Linked DNA regions of Mus musculus: regions 1, 2, 3 and 4 are each linked to region 5. The links are chromatin contacts, found by POLR2A ChIA-PET in ENCODE. All regions are on one chromosome and are shown on one strand. The core of a region is the stretch at or near the end of the contact, and the rest is flanking DNA. Distances in the headings are between cores, read along the strand shown.

What was found. ChIA-PET counts read pairs that join two places held with the same protein, here RNA polymerase II (POLR2A).
Region 1: POLR2A ChIA-PET joins it to region 5 with 36 read pairs in embryonic stem cell. The contact joins the promoter of Angptl6 here to the promoter of Raver1 in region 5. POLR2A ChIA-PET finds 5 or more read pairs at or near these places in 4 of 5 experiments (Patski and embryonic stem cell).
Region 2: POLR2A ChIA-PET joins it to region 5 with 20 read pairs in embryonic stem cell. The contact joins the promoter of Eif3g here to the promoter of Raver1 in region 5. POLR2A ChIA-PET finds 5 or more read pairs at or near these places in 4 of 5 experiments (Patski and embryonic stem cell).
Region 3: POLR2A ChIA-PET joins it to region 5 with 28 read pairs in embryonic stem cell. The contact joins the promoter of Dnmt1 here to the promoter of Raver1 in region 5. POLR2A ChIA-PET finds 5 or more read pairs at or near these places in 4 of 5 experiments (Patski and embryonic stem cell).
Region 4: POLR2A ChIA-PET joins it to region 5 with 15 read pairs in embryonic stem cell. The contact joins the enhancer-like site here to the promoter of Raver1 in region 5. POLR2A ChIA-PET finds 5 or more read pairs at or near these places in 3 of 5 experiments (Patski and embryonic stem cell).

What each region holds. Positions count from the first base shown.
Region 1 is chr9:20,878,387-20,881,086 of GRCm38, reverse strand. Angptl6 (angiopoietin-like 6) reads left to right here and starts at 1,377. Exons shown (of 6, transcript NM_145154.2): 1 at 1,377-1,484; 2 at 2,484-2,700. The coding sequence starts at 2,493.
Region 2 is chr9:20,897,250-20,899,949 of GRCm38, reverse strand. It overlaps Eif3g (eukaryotic translation initiation factor 3, subunit G), which reads left to right and starts at 1,360. Exons shown (of 11, transcript NM_016876.3): 1 at 1,360-1,406; 2 at 1,526-1,572; 3 at 1,783-1,866; 4 at 1,974-2,062; 5 at 2,184-2,243. The coding sequence starts at 1,387.
Region 3 is chr9:20,951,598-20,954,297 of GRCm38, reverse strand. Dnmt1 (DNA methyltransferase (cytosine-5) 1) reads left to right here and starts at 1,319. Exons shown (of 39, transcript NM_001199431.1): 1 at 1,319-1,590. The coding sequence starts at 1,511.
Region 4 is chr9:21,219,359-21,222,058 of GRCm38, reverse strand. No RefSeq gene overlaps it. Among named protein-coding and RNA genes, the nearest start is that of Keap1, 19 kb to the left of the region's middle. Within about 2 kb of position 1,383, at least 1 of the 3 ENCODE cell types and tissues checked has a DNase peak (open chromatin) inside an H3K27ac peak, as active enhancers do.
Region 5 is chr9:21,090,663-21,093,362 of GRCm38, reverse strand. It overlaps Raver1 (ribonucleoprotein, PTB-binding 1), which reads left to right and starts at 1,364. Exons shown (of 13, transcript NM_027911.4): 1 at 1,364-1,604. The coding sequence starts at 1,386. It overlaps Gm38431 (predicted gene, 38431), which reads left to right and starts at 1,355. Exons shown (of 17, transcript NR_038081.2): 1 at 1,355-1,604.

The DNA of each region.
Region 1 (2,700 bases), core at 128-2,627, 210 kb after region 5:
AGCACTCAGGAGGCAGAGGCAGGCGGATTTCTGAGTTTGAGGCCAGCCTGGTCTACAAAGTGAGTTCCAGGACAGCCAGGGCTACACAGAGAAACCCTGTCTTGAAAAACCAAAGAAACAAAAAAGAAAGAAAGAAAAAAAAAGAAGCCAGGTCTGCTTTGGTATGCAAAACATGTGCATGCTCGCGTGTGTGTGTGCACACACACACACTGTCCCCTGTCCCAGGGTCTGAAGCCAAACAAAAAGGTCACTCCTCTGCTTCCTGCTTATGTGTAGCATGCAAGCTCTCAGCTACTGCTCCAGGATCATGTTTGTCTATCTGTCTGTCTGCTGCCATGCTCCCTGTCATAATGGTTATAGACTCACCCTCTGAAACTGTAACCAGGCCCCCAATTAAATGCTTTCTTGTATAAGTTGGTCATGGTGTCTCTTCACAGCAGAAGAACCATGACTAAGACAAGGATCTAAAGCAAAGAGCCTCGGACAGCTCCAAAACTTGCTGGGTAGCATATGGACAGAAACATCTTGTCTGACAAGAAAGCCAACATAGTAATGAGAGCATCTGCAGGCAGGAGCCAGGAGAAGACTAACGACTAATAAGTCAACATAAAACAACCCTCAGATAAAATCTTCCTCCGCAATGTTCCCTTTTGTGTCCTCTAACATTCCAAGCCCCCTGCCCCTCGTACAATCTCCATTTCTCTAGTAAAGGACTGCCTGCTCTGTTGAGCTGATGCTGGCTTTTATTTCCATGTTGCCTTCATCAGTTCCGATCTAACACCCACTCCCACTCCCTTTTAAGACAGGGGCTCACTGGCTGGCTTGGAACTCACAGAGCTCCAACTGCTGCTGCCTCCCAGGTACTGTGATTAAGTCTGTGCTACCACATCCTAAGGTTTTGTTTCTTCTGGCAATATTGGGTACCAAGGACTTTGTAAGTGTCCTACTACTGAGCTACACCCCCAGCCCCTCACTGGGGGATTCTAGGCAGGGGCTCACACCTCTACTGGCTGCTGGGGTTAAATGAGAAAGTTTTACCCCTTTAAGGGTGTCCCCAGCGCCAGGCATCAGGGTACTCACTGATACATCATCATTGTCATGGTTGTCTGAGTCTGGAGCCCACAAGTCTACCAGGGCCTAGGGCCTCCCATGCTCTGTGAGCCTGAGAGAAAGGAAGAGACTCGTAGGGCAGTGGCCTCTGTTATCATGCTCCGGAGGCCTGGGCAAGGGGATCTGGCTATTCTGCCCAGGGTTCTCACACTGGAAATACTAAATATTTACACTTGCTGTGCTCCCAGGCTCCATCCATGCTCTGGGGGATGGGTGGTTTCCAAGTCTTCTCTCGGCTTCTGTCTTTTCAGTCTCCTGCACCCAGATACTCACCCAGAAGGACTCCCGGTCCTTCGTCCTGGTCCTTCAGGCCTTCCTCAGATTTTGTGGAATTGCCGCAAACCTCACTGGAGCCAGCGTCTGGGCTGTGAGAGGTGAGAGTGGGTAGGAGTGGATGTAGGTAGATGCTGTTTGTAGAGTGCATCTGGTCTTGATTGTGTGTGTACGGGTGTGTATGTATGTTGTCTATGTATGTGCATGTATATGTATGTGCGTATGTATGTATGTGTATGTGTGTGTGTGTGTGTATACGTTGTGTGTGGGGGGGCACAGGGAGGCTCCCAGGTCTCTCATTTACTCCAAGCTTGCCAACGAAGGCGGCCACATGTGCCCAAGACTGCCCAGTGCTTGGGAGCTGACGCCTGATGAGCAGCCACTGTAGTTGATGTACCTTGCCTCTAGCTCAGAAGTTTCCACGGCTCTCTCACTTCCCTTCTATGCCACCCCACAGGCCTCTTTGCTATGTCTTCTTTTCAGCACATCTGAAATGAGATCCAATTCCAGGACCTTTGCACTTGTGGTTTCTTCTGAGCAGGTCCAAGTGTGTGCCCGAGTGCCTGGGAGTGGTGGCATAGGGCCCTGGGTGTGAATTCTGCAGGGCAGGAGTGGGGAGTCACGAATATTAACCTGGTATGGTGGCACACACAAGCCATCTAGGGATGAAGAGGCCCAGGCAGTAGCATCCTAACCTAGTTCGGTAACAGACTGGGCTACTAGTGACACCATGTCTCAAATTAGAAAAGAGGGGCCCAGCATGAGTGATGGATGTTCCATCCCCTGCACGCCCCGCCCCCCACGCAAAATGGAAGTTTTCTCTTTAAGTGGGGGCCACCGAAGGTTCTGAGGGGAGAGGTGACCAGGTCCAAGTGTCCGGAACCGAGGATGGAGAGGGATTTGGGGTGTAAAATGATTCTGGTTGTTGTATGAACTGTGGTAAACGGACAATCTGCGCTGCGAGCTGCAGCCCAGCTCTGTTGTGGAGTACAACCGTAGGAAGTGACGCCCAGGGATCAATACTTTAGCTCTCCTTGGCTACCTTGGAGCTTTGGGACCCGTCTAGGCTAAAACAGTAGTCTCTTTCCTCTTCACTGCAGGTGACGGCCATGGGGACCGCCAGGCTACGCAAGCTGCAACTGCTGCTTCTGCTGGGCGCTTGGAGGGCGCTCGGAGGTGCCGCGCGTTGCCGCGTCACCCTAGTTTTGTCCCCGCAGAAGGCAACTAGCGCCGTCTGCAGGAGCTCAGAAGCCACCCAAGACAGCGAACTGGCCACGCTGCGCATGCGCCTGGGTCGCCACGAGGAGCTGCTGCGCG
Region 2 (2,700 bases), core at 111-2,610, 190 kb after region 5:
GTGCGTGGGTAACTGACAACCTGGTTGGCACATTGAGACATGAATGTTCAACAAGGAAAGTCTCTTGCCACCGTTGAATACCCAACCAATGGGAGCAGGATACGTGTAAGGCAAAACCATGTTCCCAGGTAAACCCCCCATTTCTGAATCCTGATTGGTGATGTGACTTGGCCCAGATGTTTGTGGATTTGAGGCTTAAAAACCCTGCAGGATCTTAAGTCAGGGTCACAGTTCAGGTCCTGAATCTGGACTGTGGCCCTGGTTAACCAGTCCTGACATGTATGCTCAATAAAGTGCCTCTCTCTGACTGAGACTGGGGCTCGTGTGGTCTGTGAGGGGACTCCTGGACCACAGCAGGAGGCTGGCTGCCAAGCCTGAAGGCCTGAGATCAATCCCAAGACCCACATAGTGGAAGGAGAGACTGTCTGCAAAGTGTCCCCTGACCTCCATGTGTGCTATGTATGCACAAGCATGCTGTCTTCAAATAATACAAACGCACAACAAGGTTGTAGGATAAACCCTAGCATGCTACACAGCAAAGGAGGCACAGGAGACCAGGTGGCCTCTTATTCAAAGAAAGGACGTCTTAGCACAGGACAAAAGGGTTTGGTCTGAGTCTGTTTCTTCTTCAACAAACCAGAATCCTGGTATCCTCTAAACGATGTGGGGCGAGGGCATTCTTGATACACGTGCTTTTCAGCCAAGCTTGTTGGCACACAATTATAGCCCCAGCTATTTGTGAATTCCTTGCGTTTAGGAGTTCAGGGGCAAGCCTGGGGAACAAAGCAAGACACCTTTAGTTTTGGAGACAGAGTCGCATGGAGCGCAGGCTAGTCTGGAATCCACGAGGTAGCTGAAAATGGCCTTTAACTCATAATTTTCCAGCTTCCACCTCCAGCACTGCGATTACTGATGGCTGAAAACTAATTCTCCGGGAAGAGGGAGAGAACGAATCAGTTCCGGGTGTGGCGATTTCATGTTCATATTCCCAGCACGGACGAGAGTAAGGTGGAAAGACAGCTATGAATTCAAGGCCACCCTGGGAATACTGCTCGTGAGCCTGTACTTTCAGCCTTTTGGAGTTGAGACAGGATTGTGAGGCTATCCTATCTATAGAGTGAGACACTCACGTCTAGCCCCATTACCCAAAGGGGGAAAAAAAAAGTTTAAAAAGTTCTTTGAAGCTTTTTTTTGGACCCCTTTTCCAGGTTGGATCTCAGCGCTTTGCGGTGCGCGAGAGCCGCGTGTCCACCTTTGTCCGCAGGGAGGCGCTGTGCTCACCGCGGTCTGGCCGCTCTAGGCTGCGGCCGCGGCACCGGAAGCCTCTTCTACTCCGGCTTCCTGTCTTTACCCGGGCTGGGAGCTGCGTGGAGTTAAGACTTCGAGATGCCGACTGGCGACTTTGAGTATGCGTGGGGTGGCGATGGGGTCGCCGGGGAGGCCGCGTGGGGGCTGCTCTGGGGTGCGTGGGGGTCTGGGCGGCGCGGGGGGCCGGGACCCGCTCACCAATCTCCTGTCCCCGCAGCTCGAAGCCCAGCTGGGCCGACCAGGTGGAGGAGGAGGGAGAGGACGGTGAGTGCCGAGCGTGGCCGCGCCCGCTGCCTGTTCCCGGGGCCCACGCTCCGGCTAGGGCCGCGCGTGGCCAGCCCCACCCTCGCCCTGCGCTGTGCCCCCGGTGCAACCCGCAAACACACAACACACACACACACACACTCTCTCTCTGACTTGAAAGTTCCCGTCCCGTGGCTCACTCTACCTTCCTCCCCGAATTCCCTCTGGCAGACAAATGTGTCACCAGCGAGCTCCTGAAAGGAATCCCTCTGCCCACCGGGGACACCAGTCCAGAGCCCGAGTTACTGCCCGGAGGTGAGCAGTGTCCATCCCTGCCTGCTTCCTCTTCCCTTCCGACTCTCAAGCCTACTTTCCAGCCAGTCCCCATTACCCGGGAATCAGTTTCTGTCATCTTCCTCCAGACCCGCTGCCACCTCCCAAGGAAGTCATCAATGGGAACATAAAGACAGTGACTGAGTACAAGATAGAGGAAGATGGGAAGAAATTCAAGGTGAGGTCGAAGTGGACACATAGGGCCAGTGCCTTTGTGTTCAGGGGTTCAGGTGGAGGGGTGTCAGTGGCTGAGACAGGGCCTGAGGCTCTGGAAGCACTCCTCTCTTATTCATCTTCAGATTGTCAGAACCTTCAGGATTGAGACCCGGAAGGCATCAAAGGCTGTGGCAAGGAGGAAGGTGAGATTCTACCTCATTTGGGGGGTAGGGTGTTCTCTGGGGCTGATCCTGAGGAGTTGGGAAGCCCCTTTTTGTTGATGTGGAGTAAACGTTTAGTGTTAGGCCTTGAAAGGTTAGGGCCCAGGAGTAGATGAAGTTAGATGCTTTATTTATTCATTTACTTTTGTTTTTTTATTGTTCTCCTTTTGTGTGCGGATGTGCGCAGCATCATCCCCCCCAGCACATGGCACAGCATACTTTTGGTTTGAGCTGGTCTCTCGGTATTAGGAACTAGACTAGGCTTGCTGGGCACTAACAGCCCCAGGGACCCTGCTGTCCCCACTTCCTGTCTGGCCTGCACCGGGAATGCAAGTTTGCCTCTGTGCACAGTGTTTGACTGTGGGTGCTCGGGGTCAGAGTCTGACGGACACTTGTGTGACAGACACTGTACTGAGACATACCCAGCCCTCTTGGGTTT
Region 3 (2,700 bases), core at 70-2,569, 140 kb after region 5:
CCTCGGTCATTCTTTTATTCATCTGGTGCTAGGGATGACTCCCAAGGCTTCTGCTGTGAGGTTAATATTCTGCTGTTGAACTGTATATTCTAAATCCTTCCATACCATGTGGAAGGTAAATAGAAAATATCATTTCTCTGCGATCTGCTTTTTTTTTTTTTATTAAACCCAGATGGCAGAAGTGGTTCCTGGCCTTACCACTATACTACTTCATTGGTATATTGGTCCAGTTCACTTCTGAATTATCTTTTTAAGGAGGTGATTTCAGCTCTGATAGATGAAGCCACTGAGGAAGAGTCCAGATGGTGTGCTCATGGTCGTTTTAGAGGACAAGGGGGTGAAGATGGGGTTAGACGGGAGGCCTTTTGTTTAAGGGTTCATGTATTTCTTACCAAAATGGTAACAAAAGATGAGCAGAAGGGGAGGGGGATAGAGTTATGCCTATAGTTTCTCCTTCTGAAGATGTAAGTTCCAGAAATATGGATCATGGACATATAGTTAGACACTACAGAACCACACATTTCATCTTCCAGTGAAGATGGTAGTTACAGTGGGGCATACCCATAAATCCATCACTCAAGACCAGAGAGAGGCAGGAGGTCTGAACTTTAAGATCAACCATATTATCTATTGTATAGATAGTAAAGTCAAGCCTATCTTGGGTTAAAAAATTGTTGGTGCATTTAAGAGCAGTGTCCACAGCGGCCTTCCCCTGGAAGTGGAGTTACAGGGCTTCGAGTGGCTGGATGTGGGTGGGTGCTCTCCAGGGAGGAAGCTAGCCACTGCGCAGACAAGCCCACTTTTGTTTGTTTTGTTTTGAGACTGGCTTTCTCTGTGTGGCTCTGGCTGTCCTAGAACTCCACTGTATAGACTTGGCTGACCTCAAACTGAGATCTGCCTGCCTCTGCCTCCTTAGTGTAAGGGACTGCAGGCATGCGCCACCACCGCCTACCTTTTTCCTTTTTCAAGAAGATTTTGTTTTTAGACCAGGCTCAATACACAGAGATCCTCTGGCTTTTGCATTCTGAGTGCTGGAATCAAATGCATGCATGCCACAGCCTCTGCCAGACTCAAAAGATTTTTTTTTTTTTAAAGTTGTGTTTGTGCATGTGAGTGCAATGCCCATAGAGGCCAGAAGAGGCTGTAGGACCCCCTGGAAGTGGAATTACAGGGGCTTGGAGCGGCTGGATGCGGGTGCTGGCAAGCAAACCAGAGTCATCCTCTGCAAGAGCAGCACTACCTGCTCTCAAGTGCCGAGCCACCTCTTCAGGCAAGGGGGAGGTGGGTGGCGCCAGTCGCAGCACGGACGAGCCCACTATAGCCAGGAGGTGTGGGTGCCTCCGTTGCGCGCATGCGCACTCCCTTCGGGCATAGCATGGTCTTCCCCCACTCTCTTGCCCTGTGTGGTACATGCTGCTTCCGCTTGCGCCGCCCCCTCCCAATTGGTTTCCGCGCGCGCGAAAAAGCCGGGGTCTCGTTCAGAGCTGTTCTGTCGTCTGCAACCTGCAAGATGCCAGCGCGAACAGCTCCAGCCCGAGTGCCTGCGCTTGCCTCCCCGGCAGGCTCGCTCCCGGACCATGTCCGCAGGCGGTAGGTGCCACGCAGGGTGGGGGTGAGGGGCGGGACCGATGCCGAGGCATATATTGGGGGTATCTCCGGGTGGCCCTGCGGCCGCTGACAGCCAGGGCGCGCATGCGCGGGGCAGCGTTTGGCGCGGGCTGTGCTTCCTGTCGCGCGTGCCCTTAGCTGTTGGCGCCAAAATGGGTGGGGGCCGGGGTGCTGGCAAGCCCATTGACTGGGAGCTTGAGGGAGCAAGGGGATCAGCCCTCTGAAATAGAACAAGCTTGGGGACACCCTCAGGGGTTCCCCTCTTTGGTCAGCCAGGCTCCTGGGTGTGCAGGAAGTGCCCCTCTCCCGGCCTGTGGACACCCTGAAGCCCCCACTCCGCTCCAGCCTCCACTTCCGGTGCCCTGCAGATCCCGCCGCGCCCACCCGAGGGTCCCTCCGCCGGTTCCCCTGGCCCTGGTTCAGAAGGGCCCTCCTTCCCAGCCCCGCTGTCAAGTCCTAGGACCTTTTCTCTCTCATCCTGCCGGGCCGGGCCTGGGCAGCTTGAAGCCCTCGTGGGATTTTGTTTTGTTTTCATCCTAACGTAAAGGAGCTCCTGCGATCCTGGAGCTATCAAAGAGACTCTGCCTGGAAAGAGCTGGTGCTGCAGAATGGGCCCTCCACTTTGGCAGTGACATAACTCTGTCCCGAGATCCCAGAGCAATCGAGGAAACCTTTAACTCCATTCAAAGTGTTTATCAGGGGGAAGGAAAGATGAATGGTAGTGAGATGTCTCGGCCCCCGCCCTATTATTTTAGCCCCTGTAAACCAGTTCTTTCGGTCCTGGCGCCATCGAGGAAGCTTTTTACATTGTCCAGTGTTTATTTCGAGGAGTGAGGGATGGCAGGTAAAGTCCCCCATTTCAGTGCATATGAATCCCCCCTCTCCCCCCCCCCTCCCCAAGCAATCAAGGAAGACCTGGGTAATGGGCCCTCCACTAGTACCTTCCACGCCTCCATGAGGACGGCTGTGTGCAAGGATTGGCGGGAACACTGGATCCCGCTTCCTGTTCCAGAAGGGCATCGTCAATCCGTTCATTCCTGAAAGCTTGTCCCGCGCGTCATTGAGCATTAGTCATAGGTGCCCTGCTAGTGC
Region 4 (2,700 bases), core at 134-2,633, 130 kb before region 5:
ATCTAACTTTGAACTCTTGAAAACACACACACACACACACATCCCAAGAGCAAATACATGGAGTTGCATGGAACTGGCTAGATTTTCTAGAAAATTATTGCTAGAGTGTGGCCCCTTGGAGACCAGCCATCAGCTATTCCGTGTGCTGGAATTTCATCCTTACATCTGGGCAGTCCCTGTCTACAGCTGGGGCGTCTCCCCAAATACCCTGGGGTTGCAAGGGCTGTGCAACTGTTAAGAGCTTTAGGCTGTTCTCACAGACTGGGGGTTGATTGCCGGCATCCACAGGGCGGCTCACAGATGTTTGTAACTCTAGTTCTAAGCATCTATCTCCCTCTTCTGATCTCTTCTGGTACTGCGTCTTGTGGTACACGTATATACATGCAGCCAAAATACCACAGGAGTAAAATAAAAATGTAAAAACTTGGGGCTGGAGACTTGGCTCAACTGGTTAAGAGCACTTGTTCTGCTTGCTAAAGTACCCAGGTTCAATGTGTAGCTCATACGGAGGTTCACCACTTCCTTAAACACCAGACACATATGTGGTGCACAGATGTAGAAGCAGGCAAAACACTCATGCACACACAAAAAATAGATAAAACAAACCTAAAAAAAAAACTTAAAAATATATATGCATGCTGAGTGCATTGGATTCTCTCTGTGGCTATTTTAGAAGAAATATCAGCCCAATTCTGTAAGCAGTGTCACATGAGGTATGTCACATGGGACATGCTAAGTTCCCTTATCAGCTAATTTGCCCTCCTTCCTGTGAGCTCCTGGCCTCTAAATCACTATTCTGCAAGAAGAGGGTGAGCTTGAAACCCTAGTTATCTGCCTTCCCTCCAGAGTGCTGGGGTGGGGCAGATCGCAGTGCTCCGGACAGAGCCCAGGGCTTTGAGCAGAAACAACAGTTGTTGTTCTACAGTTAGGGTCCAGCGGCCGTGACTGATTAGGCTTCCTTTAAGGAAGTGGAAAGCGACCTGAGATCATTCAGGATAAATATCACAGGGTTGGGTGGTGGTGTGTGTCTGTCATCCCGACAGTTAGGAGGTGGAAGCGGGAGGAGCCAATTAGGAGTGAAAGGCCAAGCTCAGTGACATAAGAGTTCATGGCCAGCCTGTGCTACATGAAACTCTGTCTCAAAAATAAAAGGATAAACTAGGTACTACCCTAAGGTAGGATTGACGCGAGGGCCAGGATACTCTAAGAAAAAGGACCTTAGGATCCTGTTCAAATCAAATTGAAAGCAAGGTCATTAGGAGGACTACAGGCAGTAGAACCCAGCCTGCAGATCAGAAGTCGAGCGGCCGCAACCCTCATTGGCTATTTTCTTCAGAACTGACAGCGACCTTAGCCAATAATAGCTTGGAATAGCCTCCCGCCCTAGCTCCGCCTCTCGGATGGTCTGCACCTGCGCCGCTTCCTGATGTACATGTAGTTCCGCAGGAGCCCAGAAGGGGGCGCGAGAGGGCTTGTGCTCCCAGTTCTGGCTCCTTACCTGACTTGGGACAAATACCTATTTGACTGGTAATACAGATTGTTGGTAGTAATGTAGTAAAACACACTATGTCCAGCGTGTAGTCTGCACAGGAATAGTGCTATTGTATTTGTCAGCAAGGGAAACTGAGTAGATACATTAACTAGTTTAGATTTAAGCTTTGGATAAGCCTGTGTGGTGGAATAAGCCTTTAGGAAGTTTAACAGGAGACTCATGATGAGTTCAAGGGTATCGTCGTACATATAAGCTCCCGAATGGCCGGAGCTACGTGTGACTCTATTATTTAAGCCTTTTTGATACAGGGTCTTTCTACATAGATAAGGCTGGCTTTGAACTTACAATCTACCTGCCTCTGTCTTCCTAGTGTTGGGACTAAAGGTGTGTGCTGCCACACCTGGGAGAGATCTTGCTTAATCAACCCCCACAGGAAACTCCATCTGACTTACTGGGTATCTGTCTGTCTCTCTTGTTAGTCTGTCAGAGAGATGGTGATGCTGTTCTGAGCCCTGGCTGCTCTTCCAGAGGATTCAGCAACCACGTGGTGACTTTAAATCATCTGCAACTCTAGTTCCAGAGAATCTGAGCGCCCCTTCTGGCCTTCTTGGGCACTGCACTTACAGATACCCATTACACACACACACACACACACACACACACACACACACACACACACACATAAAAATAGAAATAAAAATTTTTTATTGTTGTTTTTTTCGAGACAGGGTTTCTCTGTATAGCCCTGGCTGTCCTGGAACTCACTCTGTAGACCAGGCTGGCCTCGAACTCAGAAATCCACCTGCCTCTGCCTCCCAAGTGCTGGGATTAAAGGCATGCACCACCACGCCCGGCATAAATGTTTTAAAAATAAAATCAACCCCAAATTAAAATCTCAGTAGGCATTTTATAAGGTTTAATGTATATGAGTACACTGTCTCTGTCTTCAGACACACCAGAAGAAGGCATCAGATCCCATGACAGATGGTTGTGAGCCACCATGTGGTTGCTGGGAATTGAACTCAGGACCTCTGGAAGAGCAGTCAGTGCTCTTAACCACTGAGCCATCTCTCCAGCCCTATAAATAAATCTTTATTTAAAAATAAATAAATAAATAAATAATTATATTTGTCACCTCAAATATTCATTCTTTGTAGGAAGAACATTAGGATTTATTTTTGGTGTGGTGGTGCACGTCTTTAATCCCA
Region 5 (2,700 bases), core at 115-2,614:
TTCCAGATCAATAAAACCTTCAAGGGCTGGAGAGATGGCTCAGTGGTTAAGAGCACTGACTGCTCTTCCAGAGGTCCTGAGTTCAATTCCCAGCAACCACATGGTGGCTCCCAACCATCTGTAATGAGATCCGATGCCGTCTTCTGGTGTGTCTGAAGAGAGTGACACACATTAAATGTACTCACATTAAAAAATATAAAAATAAATCTTTAAAATAAAACTTTCAGCATGATAGTGCACACCTTTAATCCCAGCTCTCTGGAGGCAGAGGCAGGTGGATCTCTGTGAGTTCAAGGCCAGCCTAGTCTACAGAGTAAGTTATTCCAGGACAGCCACAGAGAAACCCTGTCATGAAAGACAAACACACACACACATTAGCACTTGCCCATAGACTCCTGAAAGTAGTTTTCTGGTGCTAGAGAGATCCATGTCTGTCATTATAAACTGCTGATCTTTTCTTCCTTGTGTCTTTTGCCAGTTCCTTCCCCAGCTCCTGTTTAACTTTTTGCTTCCTGTGCTGTCTATCTCTACTACCCCTACCAAGTCTGCTGGAAATGAAACTCAGGGGTTGCCATGCTTAGCAGTTAGTCCTTTTTTTCTTTGTTTTTTGAAACCCTGACTTACTATGTAGACCAGGCTGCTTAGGCCTTCAGAGTGCTGAAAATAATGCCAGCATTTGTCGTTGTTATTTGGTTGTTTGTTTTTCTTTTTTGAATCAGGTTTATCTCAAACTTGAGTTGTATAGTAGGGAATGACTTTGAACTTCAAGTCCTGCAGCTTCCATTTTGGTTTTTCGAGACAGGATGTCTCTGTGTAGCCCTGGCTGTCCTGGAACTCACTCTGTAGACCAGGCTGGCCTCGAACTCAGAAATCCACCTACTTCTGCCTCCCAAGTGCTGGGATTTAAGGCGTGCGCCATCACTGCCTGGCAGCTTCCATTTCTAAAGTGCTGGAATTGCATGCGTACATCAGTACACCTAATTTTTGTCTGTCGTTTCATTTTCTCTTTTGAGACAGGATCCTCATGAATTTGATTTCCGTTGTAACTGTGGATGACATCATAAGATCTGCCTTCCCCTCTAAAGGGCTTAGATTACAGGTGTGTGCACCTGACCAACTCTTAAGGCGGTGTTAGGGATTCACGCCTGCCTATTCTCAATCCTGCCTTGTAAGGCGGCTCCATGTTGCAGCTCCGCCCTTTTATTCAATGGCCCAGAGTCAGGGGAAGGGGGCAACGCTCGCGGGGCTGGTTCTAGCCAATACGCTGAAAGGGGCCGGGAGAGAGGCGGGGCTTCCACCAACCAATCACTACACGCGACCTCCTTGCCGCTCTATGTCGCTCCGCCCTGAGCTCGCTGGTCCCAGAAGGCGCCGGGTTTCCCAAGATGGCGGCCGACGTGTCCGTTACTCACCGGCCGCCGCTGAGCCCAGAGGCGGAGGCCGAAGCGGAAACTCCCGAGACCGTCGATCGCCGGGCGCCCGAACAAGAGTTGCCGCCGCTCGATCCGGAAGAGATCCGGAAACGCCTGGAACACACTGAGCGCCAGTTCCGTAACCGCCGCAAGATACTGATCCGAGGCCTCCCGGGGGACGTGACCAACCAGGTATGGGGGGTGGGGGTGAGAGCGTGGCGGGAAACACCACGGTGCGCGTGCGCGCGCACGCGGGCGGGGGGGTGGAAACCGGGCGGTACCAACGCTGCTGTGAGTGGGGGCTCTCCCCAGTGTCATATCCTCTCCCAGGGTCGTGAAACATTAAGAACGAAGTGGAAAGGGCATGGTTAGGAAAAAGAAAAAAAAGAAAACACTTTAAAGTGCTGGTCGACGTTGCTAGGGGCGACCATCGGACTTGGGAGAGGCCAAGTGGTTGAAGGTTGCAGGTAGTTGGAAGGGGCAGGCAGCTGTGGCCCTGCTGAAATATGTACGGGAGACTGTGAATAGATTGATTGAAATAGATTCCAACTGACCCATGCATATTCAGAGGGTTGTTTCCCTCCTCTGCCTTCGGGTGACAGGAGCTCAAATCTGGAAGTTTCAGAATTAAGAGCATGGCTTTTCTTATCAAGCATAATCGACACCTTTTAGAGGTAGACCCGGAAGTTGGAGCTGCATCCCTCAATGCCTACTAGAATTGATTTGGGAAAATGAAGTCTCCTTTCGACATGAACATGCCGCGGTGGGGGGCGGGGGTTGTATTCTGTGGCACTTCCCTGTGGCTAATCTTGTCTGCCGGGACTGCCCTTCTATTGGGAACCCATGTAGAGCAGGGTGTGCAATGCTCTTTGGACCCAAGAAAGTGGTATCTCTGTTGCCCTGCCCGGTGGTGGTGGGATAGGCCCTTTCTGATTGCTGCTAAATTGTCTGCTCACTGGCTCACCCTAGTACCCCCTGCTCTATAGGCACATGGCTAGTGAAGCTGCAGAGGTGTTGGGGAACACAATAAAGGACCAGACAAGGAATAGACACTTGTGTGCATGGTGTCCTGCATATCTGGAACTGCCAGCCCTATCTCCTTGGGCTCATACACAGGTCATTTGGTGCAAGGAAGCCAGGCAACTTGCCCTGGAAGCCAGCATTCAAAACAGCAGCCCTGTCAACATGAGGGAGTTTGGGTGGCCCCTGCACCCACACAGTGTAGGGTCAGATAAGTGAGTGGGGTCCCTGGTCAGGTAGCATGCCCCCTGTTGTCATGACAGCCCTG